2 separate regions of the Homo sapiens genome follow, and region 1 is linked to region 2. A link is an interaction called in ENCODE POLR2A ChIA-PET data of the cell type or tissue named here. Cell type or tissue: K562. All regions are shown on one strand. Links, peaks and the distances in the headings refer to the core of each region. The heading gives the core; the rest is flanking DNA.

The links. ChIA-PET counts read pairs that join two places held together with the same protein. Peaks named below come from ENCODE experiments on the same cell type or tissue, not always from the same donor. Only the 100,000 strongest peaks of a DNase experiment are listed, where the experiment ranks them.
Region 1: POLR2A ChIA-PET joins it to region 2 with 5 read pairs; 3 of 35 experiments call an interaction of 5 or more read pairs at or near these places.

What each region holds. Positions count from the first base shown.
Region 1 is chr6:4,823,145-4,835,081 of GRCh38, reverse strand. All of the region lies in intron 1 of CDYL (chromodomain Y like), which reads right to left. Among named protein-coding and RNA genes, the nearest start is that of CDYL, 53 kb to the right of the region's middle. In K562, for the core only: no CTCF peak of the experiment used is centred there; no DNase peak of the experiment used is centred there.
Region 2 is chr6:4,903,983-4,915,919 of GRCh38, reverse strand. All of the region lies in intron 2 of CDYL (chromodomain Y like), which reads right to left. LOC105374897 (a long non-coding RNA gene) reads right to left here. Exons shown (of 2, transcript XR_926412.3): 1 at 9,296-11,937; 2 at 1-7,217. Among named protein-coding and RNA genes, the nearest start is that of LYRM4-AS1, 94 kb to the left of the region's middle. RefSeq lists a silencer at 8,761-8,810 and an enhancer at 9,181-9,240. In K562, for the core only: CTCF peaks have their summits at 3,209 (motif pointing right) and 6,318; a DNase peak (open chromatin) is centred at 4,609.

The sequences.
Region 1 (11,937 bases), core at 2,889-10,888, 82 kb after region 2:
TGACTTTGACGAGTTGAGAAAAGAAGGCTTCAGACGATCAAACTACGAGCTACAGGAGGAAATTCAAACCAAAGGCAAAGAAGTTAAAAACTTCAAAAAAAATTTAGACGAATGTATAACTAGAATAACCAATACAGAGAAGTGCTTAAAGGGGCTGATGGAGCTGAAAGCCAAGGCTCGAGAACTACGTGAAGAATACAGAAGCCTCAGGAGCCGATGTGATCAACTGGAAGAAAGGGTATCAGCGATGGAAGATGAAATGAATGAAATGAAGCGAGAAAGGAAGTTTAGAGAAAAAAAAATAAAAAGAAATGAACAAAGCCTCCAAGAAATATGGGACTATGTGAAAAGACCAAATCTACGTCTGACTGGTGTACCTGAAAGTGACAGGGAGAATGGAATCAAGTTGGAAAACACTCTGCAGGATATTATCCAGGAGAACTTCCCCAATCTAGCAAGGCAGGCCAACATTCAGATTCAGGAAATACAGAGAACGCCACAAAGATACTCCTCGAGAAGAGCAACTCCAAGACACATAATTGTCAGATTCACCAAAGTTGAAATGAAGGAAAAAATGTTAAGGGCAGCCAGAGAGAAAGGTCGGGTTACCCACAAAGGGAAGCCCATCAGACTAACAGCGGATCTCTCGGCAGAAACTCTACAAGCCAGAAGAGAGTGGGGGCCAATATTCAACATTCTTAAAGAAAAGAATTTTCAACCCAGAATTTCATATCCAGCCAAACTAAGCTTCATAAGTGAAGGAGAAATAAAATACTTTACAGACAAGCAAATGCTGAGAGATTTTGTCACCACCAGGCCTGTCCTAAAAGAGCTCCTGAAAGAAGCACTAAACATGGAAAGGAACAACTGGTACCAGCCGCTGCAAAATCATGCCAAAATGTAAAGACCATCAAGACTAGGAAGAAACTGCATCAACTAATGAGCAAAATAACCAGCTAACATCATAATGACAGGATCAAATTCACACATAACAATATTAACTTTAAATGTAAATGGACTAAATGCTCCAATTAAAAGACACAGACTGGCAAATTGGATAAAGAGTCAAGACCCATCAGTGTGTTGTATTCAGGAAACCCATCTCACATGCAGAGACACACATAGGCTCAAAATAAAAGGATGGAGGAAGATCTACCAAGCAAATGGAAAACAAAAAAAGGCAGGGGTTGCAATCCTAGTCTCGGATAAAACAGACTTTAAACCAACAAAGATCAAAGGAGACAAAGAAGGCCATTACATAATGGTAAAGGGATCAATTCAACAAGAAGAGCTAACTATCCTAAATATATATGCACCCAATACAGGAGCACCCAGATTCATAAAGCAAGTCCTGAGTGATCTAAAAAGAGACTTAGACTCCCACACAATAATAATGGGAGACTTTAATACCCCACTGTCAACATTAGACAGATCAACAAGACAGAAAGTCAACAAGGATACCCAGGAATTGAACTCAGCTCTGCACCAAGCAGACCTAATAGACATCTACAGAACTCTCCACCCCAAATCAACAGAATATACATTTTTTTCAGCACCACACCACACCTATTCCAAAATTGACCACATACTTGGAAGTAAAGCTCTCCTCAGCAAATGTAAAAGAACAGAAATTGTAACAAACTATCTCTCAGACCACAGTGCAATCAAACTAGAACTCAGGATTAAGAAACTCACTCAAAACCACTCAACTACATGGAAACTGAACAACCTGCTCCTGAATGACTACTGGGGACATAACGAAATGAAGGCAGAAATAAAGATGTTCTTTGAAACCAACGAGAACAAAGACACAACATACCAGAATCTCTGGGACGCATTCAAAGCAGTGTGTAGAGGGAAATTTATAGCACTAAATGCCCACAAGAGAAAGCAGGAAAGATCCAAAATTGACACTCTAACATCACAATTAAAAGAACTAGAAAAGCAAGAGCAAACACATTCAAAAGCTAGCAGAAGGCAAGAAATAACTAAAATCAGAGCAGAACTGAAGGAAATAGAGACACAAAAAACCCTTCAAAAAATTAATGAATCCAGGAGCTGGTTTTTTGAAAGGATCAACAAAATTGATAGACTGCTAGCAAGACTAATAAAGAAAAAAAGAAGAATCAAATAGACGCAATAAAAAATGATAAAGGGGATATCACCACTGATCCCACAGAAATACAAACTACCATCAGAGAATACTACAAACACCTCTACGCAAATAAACTAGAAAATCTAGAAGAAATGGATAAATTCCTCAACACATACACTCTCCCAAGACTAAACCAGGAAGAAGTTGAATCTCTGAATAGACCAATAACAGGATCTGAAATTGTGGCAATAATCAATAGCTTACCAACCAAAAAGAGTCCAGGACCAGATGGATTCACAGCCGAATTCTACCAGAGGTACAAGGAGGAACTGGTACCATTCCTTCTGAAACTATTCCAATCAGTAGAAAAAGAGGGAATCCTCCCTAACTCATTTTATGAGGCCAGCATCATTCTGATACCAAAGCCAGGCAGAGACACAACCAAAAAAGAGAATTTTAGACCAATATCCTTGATGAACATTGATGCAAAAATCCTCAATAAAATACTGGCAAAACGAATCCAGCAGCACATCAAAAAGCTTATTCACCATGATCAAGTGGGCTTCATCCCTGGGATGCAAGACTGGTTCAATATACGCAAATCAATAAATGTAATCCAGCATATAAACAGAGCCAAAGACAAAAACCACATGATTATCTCAATAGATGCAGAAAAGGCCTTTGACAAAACTCAACAATGCTTCATGCTAAAAACTCTCAATAAATTAGGTATTGATGGGACTTATCTCAAAATAATAAGAGCTATCTATGACAAACCCACAGCCAATAACATACTGAATGGACAAAAACTGGAAGCATTCCCTTTGAAAACTGGCACAAGACAGGGATGCCCTCTCTCACCACTCCTATTCAACATAGTGTTGGAAGTTCTGGCCAGGGCAATTAGGCAGGAGAAGGAAATAAAGGGTATTCAATTAGGAAAAGAGGAAGTCAAATTGTCCCTGTTTGCAGATGACATGATTGTATATCTAGAAAACCCCATCATCTCAGCCCAAAATCTCCTTAAGCTGATAAGCAACTTCAGCAAAGTCTCAGGATACAAAATCAATGTACAAAAATCACAAGCATTCTTATACACCAATAACAGACAAACAGAGAGCCAAATCATGAGTGAACTCCCATTCACAATTGCTACAAAGAGAATAAAACACTTAGGAATCCACCTTACAACGGACGTGAAGGGTCTCTTCAAGGAGAACTACAAACCACTGCTCAATGAAATTAAAGAGGATACAAATGGAAGAACATTCCATGCTCATGGGTAGGAAGAATCAATATCGTGAAAATGGCCACACTGCCCAAGGTAATTTATAGATTCAATGCCATCCCCATCAAGCTACCAATGACTTTCTTCACAGAATTGGAAAAAACTACTTTAAAGTTCATATGGAACCAAAAAAGAGCCCGCATCGCCAAGTCATTCCTAAGCCAAAAGAACAAAGCTGGAGGCATCACGCCACCTGACGTCAAACTATACTACAAGGCTACAGTAACCAAAACAGCATGGTACTGGTACCAAAACAGAGATATAGATCAATGGAACAGAACAGAGCTCTCAGAAATAATGCCGCATATCTACAACTATCTGATCTTTGACAAACCTGAGAAAAACAAGCAATGGGGAAAGGATTCCCTATTTAATAAATGGTGCAGGGAAAACTGGCTAGCCATATGTAGAAAGCTGAAACTGGATCCCTTCCTTACACCTTATACAAAAATCAATTCAAGATGGATTAAAGACTTAAATGTTAGACCTAAAACCATAAAAACCCTAGAAGAAAACCTAGGCATTAATTCCTCAGGGATCTAGAACTAGAAATACCATTTGACCCAGCCATCCCATTACTGGGGATATACCCAAAGGACTATAAATCATGCTGCTATAAAGACACATGCACAAGTATGTTTATTGCGGCACTATTCACAATAGCAAAGACTTGGAACCAACCCTAATGTCCAACAATGATAGACTGGATTAAGAAAATGTGGCACATATACACCATGGAATACTATGCAGCCATAAAAAATGATGAGCTCAGGTCCTTTGTAGGGACATGGATGAAACTGCAAATCATCATTCTCAGTAAACTATCGCAAGAACAAAAAACCAAACACCGCATATTCTCACTCATAGGTGGGAATTGAACAATGAAAACACATGGACACAGGAAGGGGAACATCACACTCTGGGGCCTGTTGTGGGGTGGGGGGAGGGGGGAGGGATAGCATTGGGAGATATACCTAATGCTAGATGACGAGTTAGTGGGTGCAGTGCACCAGCATGTCACATGTATACATATGTCACTAACCTGCACATTGTGCACATGTACCCTAAAACTTAAAGTATAATAATGAAAAAATAAAAAATTAAAATAAATAAATAAAAGAAACCTAAGCCTTATGAATAACATATTTCAAAGTTTCCAGATCAAGCACCAATTTAAAAATAACAAAAAGCTTCAGAACACAAACTATTCCTGAGTTGTGGAGTGCCTGCCAGTAAATGTGGCTGTGACCACAGACACAATGGGGTAGCCTGATCTAGAATATAGCAGGGGGCTGGGGAAGGAAAACTATCAATGCCAGCCAAGATCTGTACTTATGGCAGAAGAGAGTTTCCCAAAGCATGATGTACATCCTCCTAGTGGTCCACCAGATGACTTCTAGATGGCATAAGGATGAATATTTAGATTTATTAACACTGTTTATTATATAATTAGAAGAATCATAAGCCAGCGCCAATTGTTTAAATGGGTAGTGCGGTGATAAGCCCTTTTACACAGACTCACAGTTGCAGGGATGGTGCTTACGCACACCTTGAATATTGAAAATTGTCAGTGACTTTCCACCACAACCATTCAGATGTACAGACAGGGGCAGACTTGGTAGAGTAGGAAGCTCTGACTTCTCATACAGAAACATTTCCAAAAAACAGCAATTATTCTTACAACCAACATTATCAGGACTCTGGAAATAAGTCAAAGATTGGCAGCAGACAAGTGAACATTGAATCAAGAAGCTAGCAACTTCAAAATTACAGGAAAGGTTTGTGGTATTTTTACTTGTACTTGCTGTGCCTCCCTGGCCTGACAGCCTGCATTCCCAGTGGGAAAGTCCCTGGTTCCTGGTTCTAGAGGGAGCACAGCCAACCTTATTCACAAATAATTGTGTAGGTATGTTCTAACCTGACTGAAGGCTATCTAGAAGACCACGGCACGACATCTGAACTTGGGCCCTTAAGCCAGAAAAATGGGGGAGATTGTTCACAAACTAACACCCACAAACACCTAGGCTAAATGATCAAGTTGAGATATACAAACAAGTCCACAGGCACCCCCAGAAAAGCTGCAGGAGAGTTTCTTTGGAAGATCAGGACATTCTAAAGCATGTGGGTGTAAGGGGAAAGACAGCCATGCACAAGCCCAGGGCAAGATGCACGCTCAGAAAGACCTGAGAAGTTTCTCGGCTTTCACCTCAGACTGATCACCTGGCTCAATGCAAACCTGGAGTCACAGAGTTAAATGCAAAAACTAGGAGAAGTGCTCTGTTTTGTTTTGTTTTGTTTGCTTAGCTCCAGGCTTCCAAAGAAATCTCTGCCAAAACACAGTGGAACACAATCTGAGGAACAGAGGCTTCAGTGACCACAAACAATAAGGAATACAGTCTCTACAGAATAGTGTGGAAATGTCACTAAACAGCCAATTCTAGCCTTCAACAACAACAACAAAAAAATCCCAGCAAAACAAGGAAGAAAATCTGATTTCCAGAATTACATTATAATGTCAAATGTGCAGTTTTCAACAGTAACAACAACAAAAACCCCACAAAGCATATAAAGAAATAGGGAAGTACAATTCATTCAAAATAATAAAATAATTGACAGAAACCAGCCAGAAGGAAACCCAGGCAGACTGTCTTAAATAAGCTCAAAAAGCAAAAGAAAGATATGAAGAACTGAAGGAAATCAGAACAATTTATAAACAAAATAAAGAAACACATTTTATAAAGGAACCAAGCAAACATTCTGGAGCTGAAACGTACATAATTGAAATAAAAAATTCACTAGAGAGGCTCAGAAAGTTTTTAACAGAAAAAAATTAATCAACGAACTTGAAGATAGCACAATTAAAATTACTGAATCTGAAAAGTAGAAAGTAAAGAAAATAAAGAAAAAATGAACAGAGCCTAGTAGGCTAGCAGGACACCATCATGCATACCAACAAATAAATTATGGAAGACTTGGGAGAAAAGAAAGGGACAAAGTGATTATCTAAATAAATAATGGACAAAGCTTCCTAAATCTGAAGAAAGACATGATTTACTTATCCAAAGCCAATCAATTCCAAGCCGAATAAGCTCAAAAAGATCCACACTGAGACACATCATAATCAAACTATTGGAAGCAAAAGACAAAAAGAAAATCCTAAAAGCAGCAGGAGGTGACTTGACAAGCACAAGGTATCCTTAATAAGATTAATAGCTGATTTCTCAACAGAAATCATGGAAGGTAGAAATCAATGGAACAACATATTTAAAATGCTGAAGCCAGGCATGGTGGTGTGCACCTGGAGTCCCAGCTACTTGGGAGGCTGAGGCAGGAGATCACTTGAGCCCAGGAGTTTGAGGCTTACAGTGAGCTATGATCATGCCACCGCACTCCAGCCTGGGCAACAGAGCAAGACCCAATCTCTTAAAAAAAAAAAAAAAAAAAAAGCTGAAAGTTAAAAAAAAAACCTGTTAAAAGTCCTATATCCAGCAAACTAACGTTGAAACTGAGGGGGAAAGTAAGACATTCCCAGATAAATAAAAGCTGAGGAAGTTCATCACCACTAGACTTTCCCTGAAAGAAATGCTTCAAGTGAAAGCATGCTAAACAGTAACTCAAAGCTGAAAAAGAAATAAAGCTCTCTGGTAATGGTAAATACATGAGCAAATATAAAAGCCAGTAGTACTGTATTTAGGAATTTTGAATGTACTTTTTCTTTCACACATGACTTAAGAGAAATACACAGGCTGGGTGCGATGGCTCCCGCCTGTAATTCCAACACTTTGGGAGGACGAGGTGGGCGGATCACTTAAGGTCAGGAGTTTGAGACCAGCCTAGTCAACATGGTGAAACCCCGTCTCTACTTAAAATCCAAAAATTAGCTAGGCGTGGTGGCACATGCCTGTAATCCCAGCTACTCGGGAGGCTGAGGCAGGAGATCACTTGACCCTGGGAAACAGAGGTTTCAGTGAGCCGAGATCATGCCACTGCGCTCCAGCCTGGGTGACAGAGTGAGGCTCTGTCTCAAAAAAGAAAAAAAAGGACAAATGCATGAAAAATAATTATCAATCCATGTTATTGAGCACACAATGCATAAAATATGTACTTTGTAAGAACATAAAGGGAGCAGATGGAGCTGTATAGACAGACATTTGTATGCTATTGAAGCTGATATTGACTTAAACAACAACATCAATTGTGGATATTACATATAATTCCCATGATAACCACAAAGAAAATATCTAAAAGCTATATATTCAAAAGGAAATGAGAAGGGAATCCAAACAATCCATTATTAAAAAGAAAAAAGATCAACTAATCACAAATGGTAGTAATTAAGGCAATGAGGAACAAAAGTATAAGGCAGAAAACAAATAGCAACATGGAAGAAGTGCTTGTCAGTAGTAACTTGAAATGTAAATTAAACTTTTCTGACAGAAGGCAGAGACTGGCAGAATGGATATAAAAACATTATATAACTATATGTTATCTACAGGAAACTCAAGATTCAAAAACAAAAAGGTTGAAAGGGAAAGTAGTAAAAAATATATTAAATGTAAATAGTAAGCAAGAGAAAGCTGGAGGTGGCTACACTAATATCAGACAAAACAGACTTTAAGTCAAAAACTGTAACAAGACACAAAAGATGGTGACATAAAGGCCAGTTCAACAAGAAAATATAACAATTATAAACATGTAAGCACCAAACAACAGTGCTCCAAAATACATGAAGCAAATATTGACAAAGCTGAAGGGAAAAAGATAGCTTTACAATAACAGTTGGAGAATTCAATACACTACATTTTCAGTACAGGACAGATTATCTAGAAGATCAAAACAGGACTTGCACAACACTATAAACCAACTAGACCTAACACTTCACCAAACAGCAGAATATACCTTCTTAAGTGCATATGAATCATTTTCCAGAACAGACCAAATGTCAGACCTCATAACAAGTCTCACATTTTAAGAAATTGAAATCTTACAAAGTTATCTTGTGGAATGAAGCTAGAAATTAACACCAAAAGAAAAATGGGAAAATCCACAAATATGTGGAAATTAAAACAACACCCTCCTTCAACAACCATGGGTCAAAAAAGAAATCACAAGGGAAAGTAGAAGACACTTAGGGATGCATGAAAACAAAATCACAACACAGAAAAAGTATGCAATGTAGTGAAGGCAGTGGTCAGAGGAAAGTTTATAGATGTAAAGGTTACATTAAAAAAGAAAAAAAGATCTCATGTCAGCAGCCTAACTTTACACCTTAAGGAGCTAGAAAAAGAAGAGCAAAGTAAACCCGAAGGTACCAGAAGGATGAAAATAATAAAGATTACGGGTAAGATACATAGAGAATAGAAGAAAAGAAAAATCAATGAAATTAAGAGTTGGTTATTTGAAGAACTCAATAAAAATTGAGAAACCATTAGCTGGACAGAGAAAAAAAGAAAAGACACAAATAACTAAAATTAGAAATAAAGGTGAGGACCATTGAATCAATGGATACTAAACCACCTGCTCATAAGGTAAATATGCACACACATATCTCACATAGATTATAATCCTACAAACAACTGATCCTAGTCGATTCTATTTTACAGAATGGAGAAAATGAAACTCAAAAATGTTAAGTGACTTGCCTGAGACCGTCCCACTAACAGGTGCCAGAGTTGAGATTTAAACCACTTCAAGTGGCTCTGAGGCCAAAGGTTTTGGTACTACACTGCATTACCCCCATCACTTCCACCCGCTGGTGGTCTCACAGCTGAAACAAGGCAGTGTGTTGTTATGGGCAGTCTCAGCTAGGAAGATGTGTGTCAGGTGACTCTCTTTTTTTTTTTTTTTTTTGCCATTCTAGGTGTATGTATAAATGACCATGAAACCACTGCATTATTAATTTTTGGGTTACAAATAAATTTTAGCAAATAGGCAAATATGGAATCCATGAATAATGAGGATTGGCTGTTCGAGCAAACCAAATCTAACATCTAAAAGGATTATAACCAAATGGGATTTATCCCAGGAATACAAGGGTGGTTTAATATGAGAAAATCAATCAATGTAATATATTGCATTAGAAAAATCAAAGAAAGGAAAACCACAGGATCACCTCAATCAATGCAGAAAAGGCACTGATAAAATCTAACTCATGATTAAAACATTCAACACACTGGGAATAGAAGAGAACTTCCTCAACATGATAAGGACATTTATGAAAAACTCACAGCTAATACACTCAATTGTGAAGTGTATAACTGGAAGTTATAGCCAGAGTAATTAGACAAAAAACAAACGGCATCCAAATTGAAAAGAAGTAAAACTATCACTACTCATTCACAATTCTATATATAGGACACGATCCTATATATAGAAAATCCTGAAAAATCCACAGGAATGCTACTAAAGCTAATAAATTCAGCAAAGTTGCAGGATAACACACAAAAATCAGAGTGTTTCTATATACTAGCAATGCATGCTAACCAAAAGTGATAGGTTCATGCAAGGCCTATCAAAATTCCAACAGCTAGTGGGGCACGGTGATTCATGCCTGAAATCCCAGCACTTTGGGAGGCCGAGGCTGGCGGATCACCTGAGGTCAGGAGTTCGAGAACAGCCTGACCAACATGGTAAAACCCTGTCTCTACTAAAAATACAAAAATTAGCTGGGCTTGGTGGTGGGCACCTGTAATCTCAGCTACTCAGGAGGCTGAGGCACAAAAATTGCTTGAACTCAGGAGATGGAGGTTGCAGTGAGCCGAGATCATGCCACCACACTCCAGCCTGGGCAACAGAGTGAGACTCTGTTTCAAAGAAAAAAAAAATCCAACAGCCTTTTTTGCAGAAACGGAAAAGCTTGTACTCAAATTCATATGGACTTGCAAAAGGTCCCAGAAAGTCAAAACAATCTTGAAAAAGAAACAGTTGGATATGTCACCCAAAGGATGAACAGCAAAAGAAAAAAAAATAGGTAAACTGAACTTTAACCAATTAAAAACTTGTGTGTTTCAAAGGACATTATCAAGCAAGTGAAAAGCCAACATAAAAATATTTGCAAATCATATCTGGTAAGGTAAGGGCTTAATAACCAGAATATATAAAGAACTCAACAAAACTCAACAACAATGACAAATAACCCAATGAAAAATGGGCAAAGGACTAGACATTTCTCCAAAGAAGACATACAAATAGCTAATAAGCATATCAAGTGATGCTCATCGTACTCATTAGGAAAATGCAAATCAAAATCACAATGAAATACTACTTTAAATCTATGAGGATGACTATAATTTTAAAAATGGAAAATAAGTGCTGCCGAGCCGAGCGCTGCTAGTGGAAATGTAAAATGGTGTGGTCATTGTGTAAAATAGTTTGACAGCTCCTCAAAAAGTTAAACATCGAATTACCATATGACCCAACAATGATCCACCATGCAACCCACAGGACCCACTCCTAGACATATATACCAAATACCTGAAAACAGGGACTCAATTATATACTGGAATTATCAAGGTACATGGTAGCATTCACAGTAGCCAAAATATGGAAACAACGCATATGTCCACTAAGATGAATGGATACATAAAATGTGGTGTATCTATGTAAGAGTATTATTCAGTCATAAACAGGAATAAAGTGCTGATACATGCTGGAACACGGATGAACCTTGAAAACATTATGCTAAGTGAAGGAAGCCAGACACAAAAGGACAAATACTACAAGATCTCCCTTATATCAAATATCTAGAATAGGCAAATTCACTGAGGCAGAAAGTAGAATAGAGATTTCCAGGGACTGGGGGAAGCGAATGGGGAGTTTTTACATAATGGTTACAGAGTTTCTGTTTGGGGAAATTAAAGAGTTTTGGAGAGACAAATAAAATACAAATACAAATATAACATTGTGATTAATATCATGGAATTGTACATTTCAAATTGTTATAATGGCAAATGTTAGGTTACGTATATTTTACCGGTTACAAAGTTTCTGTTTGGGGGAATTTAAAAGTTTTGGAGATACAAATACAACATTGGATTAACATCATGGAATTGTATACTTAAAATGGTTATAATGGCAAATGTTAGGTTACATACATTTTACGGTTACAAAGTTTCTGTTTGGGGGAATTTAAAAGTTTTGGAGATACAAATACAACATTGTGATTAACGTCAGGGAATTATATACTTAAAATTGTTATAATGGCAAATGTTAGGTTACATGTATTTTATTACAAGAGAAAAGGACTACAGATAGTATGGAAGGCATGCATGAATGCCAATCAAGATTTCTGAACACTGACTTTCCATGTGTATCCATGCACTCTTACCAGTGACAGACCAAAAGTCACCCCTAGAAGCCAGCAATATTTTAGTAGGTATGTTATGTTTAAGTATACATAATTTGGAAATGGAATTGGGACTGTTCTCTGAATATTTGTTCTTTGTGTTGAACCCATCATGGATAAGATCAATTAGGTAATTAAAAAGAGTCTTAAAGGTAAATGTCACGGAAATATACTAAATTACTAAGTGTTTTTGCTAAAATGCTAAAATAA
Region 2 (11,937 bases), core at 1,355-9,354:
AAATGCTTGAGTTTAGATATGGAGGTGTGGAAGCCAAGCTTCTTGCCGTACAGACGAAGTCTCCAGGTAGCAGGCTTCATATATAGGGTGACTGTCTCTTATCAGAGCTGAAAAGGTGTCAGCCTCTCTGGAAAAGACCTGGTAAGGGAAGGAGATTCTCTACAGAATGAAAATTTCCCCCACAAGAGAGCTTTACAGGGGCATTGCAGAATATGTCAAGTTATATTTTGGGATAAAATACTTTGGCTTCCTTCAGGGCACCTATTATCTGTCATGTGATGCTCTACCTGACTCAGGTTGGAAGTTGGTATCTGGTTGCTACAGAGTCTGTTCTGTCAGTATTAGGATTTCTCTTTTAATGTTAATGCTAGTCAGTTGTGTCTAAACTCCAAAGCGGTAAGGGTATAATGAGGTGTGTCTGCCCCCATCCCCCACATTATGGCCTGAACTAGTTATGTAGGTTTCTTTAGGGTCCCCTTGGCCAAGAGGCAGTTCACATTCCAAGCTGCAGGGCTTAGAATGCTATTTTTGGTTTACAATTCTAATGTCAAAACACATAAGTTTATCAAACACCCAAAACAACCCTAATATCAGGGCCAAGCAAAATGTGTTCACTGGCTAGAGAGCAGAGTGGTAAAATGTGTTTTGGAAGATGGTTTGACAACTTGTATCAAAAATATTAAACAAAACAAAACAAATCTTTGACAAATCCGAATCTAGGAATTTATTCATCATCATGGATTTCCACTGGGAGGTGATCGAAAGGATGCTCTTTGCAGTGTGACTAAACAGTGGGGCATCTGCTGTCATTAAAGTAGACTGTGGTTATGCCTAACAACACAGAGTTAAACATGATCTACGAGGTTGGGCCAGCCCCAGCACACAAGACAGAGATGTGTGTTCTCACATGCAAACCACAGGCAGGGCACAGTGAATAAAGGCAAGGATACGTGCCCGACCTCCTAGGCTCAGAAGCCAGCTCTGTCCTGGACTCGTCCACTTGCACCGACTCATCCCTGCCTACTCTCCCAGCTGGAGGACAGTCTACTCTTCACCCTGTTCCCACAACTGTGAACACTGTGGTACCGTGCCGGGCTGTTACTGCTGTACTGAAACACCTCTATGCGTGGGCCATGTGTGGGCCCCGTTCTAAGAAACCATGTCACAACCCACCCCAGTCACAAACCCATTCTGCAAACCCTGTGTTCTATGCAAACCAAAGTCAAATGAAAACCAGCTTAATAGCTCAGAATGAAGAATAGGCCCGTGCACAGCTAAAACGCTGGTTACAGCTGGATAAACTATCAATTACAACTGTTCTTGAACTTGCAGGATGGCTGAGGTTGCAAGGCAGCCACACAGCCTGCAATCTGAGGAAAGATGAGCCGCTGCAAGGAAAGCTGGGGCCATGTGGACTGTCTCAACTGCGGCAGAACACAAGAGACAGATAATAGTAAGAAACTCAGCTGAGCTTCTAAAGACCTGCAAGAGGCTGCGTGTGGACTGGCACGACAGCGTAGCAGTTCGCTAATGAGAAAGTGTGGAGGTGAAGCAGGCTTTCAGGCACAGAGGAGAGGACGTGCCACCCCCATGAGAAAAGCACGGAGCCGTACTCTCCTGCCCTGCCCTCTCTCTGGCCTCTGGGGGAAGGGCAGCAAACCCTGTTGATCTACTAGTGCCAAAGGAAGGAGAGTGTGGAAAAAAAAAAAAAAAAGAACTCTTTCACTCCTTGAGCAGAAGAAAAAAATCATGAAACACTTCACCCCCACAGGTGAGACACACAGGGCCTAAGACCAGAACAACCAAAGATTACCCTGTTCCCACCCTCCACTGCAGCCCCTATCCCAGCCTAGCAAGAACCAAGTAAAAATCAACAATAGTCCACTCCTAGGAGAGGAGAAACCATAGAGAGAGCAGTCAGTCCTCTATGACTCAGGCATACATGGTAATAAATTATGTTTCCCAAGGTGAGAAGGTTAGGAGGAGACAGGTAAGAACTTGGGTGGCCAACAGGCTAGACCCGGGCTCCGCCAACAAGGGCTCCTGGCCAAATCTGGGCTGCTTCCTGTTTTTGTGAATAAAGTTTTGTAAGCCACGTTCATTTGTTTACCTGTTGTCTTTGGCTGCTTTCAGGCTACAATAGTGGAGTTAAGTAGTAGTAGAGACCGTCTGGCCTCAAAGTGTAAAATATCTACTAAATGGCTCTTTAAAGGAAAAGCGTGCTGATCCCTAGACTAGACGGTCCTCTTTTGTCCAGTATAACCCTCCTAGTAAGGAAGTATAGAGAGTTCCCTGGAAGGCCGGAAGAAGGTGGAAGTATTTTAAAGCCAAGGGCTGTTGTTTTTAAATCTAAAATTGTTTGCCAGTCATGCAACCAGGCTTTCTGTTATCTGCTTAAAGATGGAAGTATCAACTTTTCCCCAATCCTATAATCACTTTTCAAACAGTTTTAAAACACTACGAGCCACCATTCTCTATGATTTTAGCTTTGGTGATTCTATTGCCACTGCCACACACTTTTTGCTTTTTAACAGAGGCCCTAAATGTATCAGGGCCTCATGCTGTGGAGAGGAGAGAAGCTCAGATTAGCAAATTACCGATGTAATGCTTTAAAAGATGGCACTTAAAACCACCCCTGAAATAAAAAAATTTTAATTAAATAATAAGGAAGAGTGTTAATAAAATTACCCTCATTCAAGAGATTTTCGTTCCTTGGCTCGAATTTCGAGCACTGGGAAGAAAATTCTGAAGACACAATAAGGTCTCTGCCAAGTTAGCTTTGATCCCAGGGAAACAAACTTTTAAGAGTTTAGTAATGCTGGTCTACATCTGCAAGCCACCAGCATTAACAGCCTGGCCTGGACTCTGAGAAAGGCTCTGATGACTTCTGCTAGTCCACCTCACCGGCAAGTCACTCTCCTCAGAGCAGTCAGCAGCTGCTATGGTTTGAACATTTATCCCTTCCAAGACACATCCTGAAATGTAACCCCCAGTGTGGCAGTATTGAGACGAGGGGCCTTTAAGAGGCAATTGGGTCATGGGGGCTCTGCCCTCATGAATGGGTTATCACGGGAGTGCGACTGGTGGCTTCATAAGAAGAGGGGGAGAGTGAGCTGAGCTGGCACATAAGCAGGCTCTGCCCCCTCGCCATGTGATGCCTGGGAACTCAGCAGAGTCCTCACCAGCAAAGAGGCTCCACCAGAGGGGGCCCCTTGATCCTGGACTCCTCAGCATCTATCACTTCAAGAAAGAAAAATTCCTTTTCTTTGTAAATTACGTAGTTTCAGATATTCTCTCACAAATATCTGAAAATGGACTGAGAAGACAATCAAATGTCAAATGTCAATCAGCACACATCATGTTTCCACTTCAATCCCTTCACCATCTGAAAAAAACCCAAACTTCTTACCCTGGCTACAAAGCCCTACGGCGTTCCGCCCCTGCCAGTCAGCAACTGTAAGTGCGCCTTGCTACCTGCTTTTGATGAACAGGGTGCTACTCCTCTCCCAAGGAGCCACTGCAGGGAACAGTGACCCTCCAGGCCACGTGCAGATGATGATGAGCTGGGGTTGTCTACACAAATGAGAAGCGGCCGTGTTATCCTATTACTCCCAGGAAGAATGGGTCAAATCAGATTCACCAAAACCAACGTCAACATTTTTCCTAATGGTCAGGAAAAAAAAAAATTCCCAACTTGGAAACAGGTGAAAGGACCACGTATCTTTTCAACATCATGCTGGGGCACTGGGAGCCACTCCCACCAGGGATCATCTCGTTCTTTATGGCCATGTACCTTCATTTGACTGTTTAGCGCTGTTTAGAGTATTTTACAGCTCCATATGGATGTCAATTTTAGAAAACTGAGAGTGATATAAATCAATGGCATTGCTTAGAGATTGAAATGACACCTGCTCAGGAGAAAAGACAACAGCAAAGGTTAGTATGGCTGCCCTGCAGGCCGTTAACCGGTTTTGTCTCTTTCTCTGAAACTATCCCAGCGTTGTTTCAGTGCCTACACATGGTCTCCTGCATTTTCTTTGACTCAACTTTACTATCTTTTTGATTCCTTCGCTGAGTTAAATGAATACTTGACATGAATGGATTCTGTATTTGTAAGTCATGTTTTTACTTACTGGAAGGTGAAATTTGAAAGTGGATGTCCTGTAACCCCTAAAGGTTTAAAACTAACCTAGGAAGTTATTTAAAGTTAAATAATTTTGAAAATTATAGATTCTTTTCTAATATTTTATTTAAAGCTAAGGGGCGGGGGTTAGAAACACCATGCTCTATGACATGAACTCTGAGGCTTTTAGCTATCCCTAGAACCAATACCAAAAGTGGTTTGTGCCTCTGGCTACAAACCAAGGACCCCCTTTAGCAAACAGTACCATGAATACTGTATCAATTGTGAAGAAAGTGGTGCGGACACATTTTGTTCACTAAACCAGGAAAAACTTTCCTAATGACCTAGGGCAAAACTGTTTTTCAAGTCTCATTACCGTGCACAGTTATACTTCTACGGAGCAACTACTGTGCGCATGTATGTGTGAGAGCACTGTGGATCTGACTCATCAGCACACTCTTATCACATGCCACCAGACAGCTGAAAGCCAAATCTGCAGCCCACCTGCAGTCACCAATGCCACGGCATGCATACCCTGGACTGGACTAACCATAACCCTGGCTTTAATATGTTTTCATTTCAGTTTGTCATGACATCTTCGCTTGGATTTAAAAACAGAACACTATATCCCTGTATTTCCAAACTGTCAACTGCCTTAAAAATCCTTTTTCGGCTGGGCGCAGTGGCTCACGCCTGTAATCCCAGCACTTTGGGAGGCCAAGGCGGGTGGATCACGAGGTCAAGAGATCGAGACCACGGTGAAACCCCGTCTCTACTAAAAAATACAAAAAAAAGATTAGCCGGGCGTGGTGGCAGGCGCCTGTAGTCCCAGCTACTCGGGAGGCTGAGGCAGGAGAATGGCGTGAACCTGGGAGGTGGAGCTTGCAGTGAGCCGAGGTCGTGCCACTGCACTCCAGCCTGGGCGACAGAGAGAGACTCCGTCTTGGGGAAAAAAAAAAAAAAATCCTTTCTCAGGTAAGGTCTAGAGGTGTATAAACCATCAGAAACACTCCACTACCCACTTCATGCCTTCTATCCAAACCATCGCTTCCAACACTGCTGCTTTATAAAAACCCGACTAATCCTTCCAGGCCCACGGAGACACCTTTTCCCTCTTCATAGTTTCTGCAGACCTCAACCAGACATGCTCGCTCCTTGAGCCTTTGAACACAGTCTCTTAAGTTGCTCAGCTGAGAGCACTTACCTGTTGCCTTATGTTATAACCTTTTGTGCAACTGGCTTCTCCCCAGCCCAGCAAGCACTGGCTTTCAGAGGACAAATCAGTCACATGGTCCCATGGGGGTCACCCAGTGAACCTCATGACATGGCACATAGTATGCAGTGTGCTTAATAAATTGGACAGAAGGAAAAGAGCAGAAAGTATGAAGGGAGTTAAAGGCAGAGTACTCATTCATTTATGTGTGCCTCTTCTGGCCATAAAACCACAGACAAGAACTTAATCTGGCAACAAGACAAAGACACAAAAATCAGAGTCACTGTTTAACAAACCTGAGCAAGTGAGCACTGCCTGGTGTTGTTCCAGGTGCTAATGCCGTGAGACTGAGTAAATAAACATATGTGCTGCCTAACTTCCCGCAGCTTAGCTTAGGTAAAGAAACCAACACATTAAGCATGCAACTAGAACTGTGGCTGAGCGCTATGTTTTAGATGGAGGGGGAAAATCGGGGAGTCTTCTCCCAGGAAGTGCCGTCTGTGCTGAGGCCAGAAGGATAAGAGGTCAACCAGATTAAAAAAAAAAAAGGTATGTGTGTATATGTATATATATGAATACATGTGCAAAACAGGAGGAAAGAAATTGGCCAATTCCAGAAAGTGGAGGGAGCCTAGCATATTGGAAGCCCAGTAAGCAATGAAAGGCCAGCCCCAAAGGGTCCTGTAGGCCACAGTAAGAAGTATGAAATTTGGCCAGGTGCGGTGGCTCATGCCTGTAATCCCAGCACTTTGGGAGGCCGAGAAGGCAGATCACAAGATCAGGAGATCGAGATCATCCTGGCTAACACGGTGAAACCCCATCTCTACTAAAAATAAAAAAAAAAAAATAGCCAGGCGTGGTGGTGGGAGCCTGTAGTCCCAGCTAAATCGGGAGGCTGAGGCAGGAGAATGGCATGAAGACGGGAGGCGGAGCTTGTAGCAAGCTGAGATGGTGCTACTGCACTCCAGCTTGGGCAACAGAGGGAGACTCCGTCTCAAAAACAAACAAAAAAAAGTATGAATTTTATCTCAAGTACACCAGAAAGCGAAGACACACCCTTAAGCAGGGCAGTAATATATGACTTACATCTATAAAAAATCCTCCTGGTGTGTGAGAAATGGATTGGAAAAAGGCAATAAAGACTGATGTCAATTGCTTGGACAAGGTGGTGGCAATGGTGAGCAGCAGAGCTGATAATAAGGATGCAGGAAAGGGGAGGGCATGGCTTTCGGCTGGAGCTACTGAATAGCTGGAGGTAGCACTTACGGACGCCGGAAAGCCTGGACACAGCAGCCCTTCCCTGATTCCTCACATGGAGGGAGTCAGTAATTACCCTAGTGTTTACAATAAGTTTAATACAGGGCTTAGTAATGACATGATAAATGTATCTTCTCTCCAACACACTTGCTTCTCCTTTCTTTCTGGATGAGTTCCTTTAAAAGACTGCCCTCATTCTCACAGAGCAACAAAACCAAAGGCGTCAGGTGAAATACAGAGAACACCATCTTATGACCTGGGGCCCCCCAAGGCACGGTGTGTCTATGACTGTGACCACTTGCTCATGCATATTTTGTACACTCCTGTACACGAACATGGAAACTTTTAAATCCCACGTCTAGTCTAAGCATAGAACCTTTTGTGGCTTAACCAGGTAAGCAGAACGCAGCGAAGAACGGAGCCTCTCAACAGACAGGCAGAATGTGACCATGCACAGGAGAGGTGACCTCCAGTGAGGAAGTGCCACGGTATGGATGAAGGGGCACAGCATTTCCACCTGGGGATGTGAGAAGCTGCAGGGCAGAGGATGCATAGCAGGTCAGGAGGTCAAAGGACTGCCTGTGGGCTACTGGTTCTCCTGGATCAGAATTTAAAGTTCCATTTCTGCAGGATGGAGGGGAGAAAATGGGGAAAGAGAGACGTAAGCTCAGAGGTGACGTATGATCTTGTAAGTACTATTTAAAAGTAGAAGCATTTATGCTTAAAAAACAGACCCTGGAAGCTTGGAGAGCCAAGGATATAGGTTGCCTGTGGGGGGCAGGAGGAGAGGGTTCTGAGGAGGTATTTTCAATAAGTAGCTAGCTTAATCTGCAAAGCTAAAGGCTGAGCAAACTACAGTGAAATTAGATACTTCCTTAAGCAAATTTCTAAAACAAACCTCCAGCTTCAGCCCAGATCAGTGTTTCTCAAACTAGGGCCCAAGGACATACCACCTATCCATCTATGAAACACCAATGCCTAAATCCTGTGCTCGCACCCTCTGATCATCTACACGGCCTGGATGGCCTGCCCGGTTCCGGACCCTTTCCCATCAGGTTAACCAGGTGCTGCCAAGGATCACCCATAGCTATGGTTCTGAATGGCTCCCAGGACAATCACTGAGGGACCACACCCATCTCTGCAAGGGAATGCCTGGGTACTTACAAAGCTGCCAGGAGAAACAAGAACTTGTCATGCAGTGTTCCTCTAACTAGGGTGCTAGAATTTTCCATGTGTTTGGCATTTCAGGGGTCCACACCAAGTACATTGAGGAATGACAGCCCATGAGCCCCCTGACAGCAAGGAGGGGCTTTTATGTGTCTCTTTCCTTATGGGCACCAAGTGGGGTGGTAGAGAACACGGAGCTCAAGGGGGGCCAAACTGTGGAACTGATGGTTCTGTCTAACAGAGACGTTTAGGACATGCTGAAGAGCAAAGGATCAAGGGAGAGCATCTAACTGAACACACCATGTTCTAGAGGAGGGCAAAAGCTACTCAAAATCCAAGACAGGAAGCTGACCTCACCATAACAGCAACCTAAAAGCCACAATGTGCTAAGTTTTATAAATACAGTAACAAAAACTATATAGTAATTTTGAAATCCGGTTTTGCGATCAGTTTTGAGCATCCGAGAATACTTAAAAACCGTATTAGAGGCTGGACATGGTGGCTCATGCCTATTACAGGCACTTTGGGAGGCTGATGCTGGAAGATTGCTTGAGCTCAGGAGTTCAAGACTAGCCTGGGCAAAACCCCATCTTTTGTAGAGATGGTGAAACCCCATCCCTACAAAAAATACAAAAATTAGTGAGGCGTGGTGGTGCACGCCTGCAGTCCCGGCTACTTGGAAAGCTGAGGTGGATCACCTGAGCCTGGGAGGGGGAGACGGCAGTGAGCTGAGATGGCACCAGCCACTGTACTCCAGCCTGGATGAGACGGAGCCGGACCCTGTCTCAGAAAAAAAGAAAACACACAAAAACCCACAAAAAAGCTGTATTAGAGCAAAACTCTGACAGTCAGCTTTTCTTCCAATCCTTCCATAACTCATGGAAATGCAGGCTAAAACTGCAGCAGGGTGGTCTGTTTTCCCCCCATCTCCCCTTTCTGTAGGAGGACAACCTGGTAACCCACTGGCCCTACAGTGATCCAGCTCTTGGGGTGCACCCCTGACTCACTTGAGCTCAGAGTAGCAGCAGTTTCTAATGTTACACAGTAATGTGCAACTCTGAAGATTGTGGCGAGGTGCCACCCCAGGCTGTCACAGCGTTACACAGACTCTATAATCAAGAAAACCCAGTGTGGAACTGCTTATTACATGCACATGAGAAAACCCCTTGTGAAAACTGGGAAATGCACACATTAGACTGCACAATATACATTCCTAAATGGCAAATTTCTGTAAACAGTGATTAATAGAACACAATACATTTAGTTTAGACCACTCACTGAGAACATATTAACAGAAAAAATGGCACGTGGAAGACTTTGCAAGTAGAAATTTTACTAGGGCAACCTCCTTCTCCCCCAGATAAAACGAAACCAAACCAAAACTCAGACTGAGTCTATTTTTACACCACTCTTCCTCTTGGTTTGCTGTTATAAAGCTGTGACAATTTTGATAGCTGCCATAGTTTTAGAATTTTTGTCCCATCAGATAAGGTTTATCTGAAAAACCAAAGCACAGAAGTTAAACTTATGCTTACTTTCCCTTTGAAGTCCATAATAAAAGAGTGGTTCAAATCACGGAAATCAGAAGCAACCGATACACTCTGTACGCAATGTCATGCCTTCCAAGGCTGGTCTGGGCTGTGTGGTCCTGTTCTTTTTCTCCTGTGGCCTTCACGCTTGTACTGTCATGAAGCAGGTACAGAGGCAGCCGCACTCCCAGAGAAGGGTCAGAAGCTGGCAATCCAGCAATTAAACAGTGTGATCTTCCGCACTCACCTAGCTGATAATGCTCACGTTATGCTCTCATGGTATTCCTATACAATTCTTATGTTACTTCACCTTTAGAGGTAATGCCAAGCATGGGAAACAGCTACCAAACTTTGCTGAAAGTGTCATGCAAGAAAATGCTACAATTACAATGTGAACATGGAATACATAATTTAAAACTACATTAGCAAGATGAAAAATAATCTCCATCCGGTTTTCCATTCAATAAAAGTCATATCATCCGCCCATGGGAGAGGCAGACTTTCTCTTACCAGATAAAATGTACAACCCTCTCACCATTAGCAGTGTAGTAATTAAAGCTGTAGACACTCCTCCTTAGAGACCACGTCATCTTACCATTTGATTTTACAATTTTACTAGGAGGAAGTTACTTCTTTCAAGGCTTAAATCACTGTAGAAACAATTCCCACAATTACTGTTGACAGTAGAAAGGTCCTATGTAAGAAATTACTCAATTGGTGAAATGTATGTTTATGTGGGTGAGGGATCCCCTAAAAGCCCTGACTTGATCCCTATGCAATCTATGCATGTTACAAATGTGCACTTGTACCCCATACATTTAAACAAATGAAAAATAAATAAAATAAAAAGGGGAACAAATAAAACTAAAAAAAATGAAAAAGAAGAGGTCCTACAAAAATGGAGGCAAAGACTTGACATAAGAGGCGTGCAGCATGCAGAAAGCCAGTGCTGGGGGCGAGTGGCTCCCAGCCACTAAACATGGCCCTTCGGCTCTGACCCAGGCAGTCAACGGCTTCACTGGTGTAATTCTCAAACATGAATTTTATGACTGATTTCCCCTTTCACTACTTCAAACTCAGCAGTTCATCCTCTCCCACCGACTGCTTCTAAATATCCCCCCACTGCCCCTGCGGAATTAAGCATGCCACTTCAGAAAAGACGCTGAAATGTGGCCTGCCTTTGTCACAGAATACATTTCTCACAATCAGCTGAGCAGCTGAGGAGACAGTTCAGGTCTGTCTCGTGGGAGGAGAGGCAGGCACCCACAGGCACATCGTGTCCGAAGGCTCAGGTCAACCCCGCTAAGTTGGTTGACGGAGTGTCAAAGACCAATGAACACAGTCCTTTAGACCAACGAGAATTCCTGAGTGGGTTTAACATTCCTATTCAGGCTGGAGAGGGTTGAAGAGAACAGCAAGCCATGCGCAAACTCACTTGTGTCAGCATCCTAGTCACGTAAACCCAGGTTCAGTAAGACGGACACACGGTCACTGTGACAGCCAGGTTACTACTGGGCTGGCTTTGTTTATCCAACGTGGACTTCTCTGACTTCAGCAGTTCAGATCACGCTAGGGGTAGAGCACTGGGCCGTCTGGGGCAGTGGTCGCCATCCTAATGCTGTCTCTGAGATCAGCAGCTCACATAGGGACGGCCGATCACACAGGCACTGCGGAGGTGTTCTTGTGATTAAACACCTCCATTTCAGTGCATGGACTCTGTGATAATTATTTCTCAGCTGGAGGTCGGGGTGGGGATGAGGGGGACACAGTGCACAGCTGTAGTCTAAGTGGCTAACACGGGTCCTAAGTACAACCTGTAGCTGTACGATGAGGCCCAAAGCCGTTTACAGCTTTTCTCCTGGCAACACGCTCCCTCTCCTTACTGCACAGACATAAATAAGAACTTAAACTGCAGACAGAAATGAGAGATGACTATGACTGAGGTAACTGGGCTGAAAGTATATTTGAGAACCTAGTGTGTTCCCATTAAAAAAAGTTCTTTTTAAGCACAAACAAGTCTTAAATAATAAAGTAGGGAGGACAGACCAGATGTTATCATAAATAAACCTGATTGTGAAATGTTATCTTCCCAAAAGCCAGGGCAGGGAGGGGCGCAGTGAATGGAAGAATTGAGCATCAAATCCACTTGCTCGGAAGAGCAAATACATCGTCCAGAAAATAACCTGCAGTAACAAACACTTTGGAGATAAGCTTTAAAATGTTTTCTTAATATTTCCTATTAAGGATGCCTTGGCAGATGCCATTTATGATCCTAGACTGAGAGCCAATTACATCAGGTCCATATCACTGGAGGAGATGGGTATTCACTATATCGGGGTAATTACTTTTTAAAAAGAGACAGTTTATCTCATTCATTCGGTGTCATCACTCCACGAGAAGCAGGGCTGTACAAGGATCAGTTTAGTATAATCTTCTTAACAATAGTCTGGCATCTGCCCTTGCCTTAGGGAGCACTACCCACAACGGCAGGGCTGAACTTTCAACACTGCGAGGGGCCCGGCCTCTGGTCTGCAGACAGCGTGGCATGGCTCTGTCAACCACAATGCTTTTCAAACAGACCCTATCATCAGAAACGAGGGCTCTTTCTTGAATATCCATTCTGCCAGGCTCTGAGCTCCTGGAAGTCA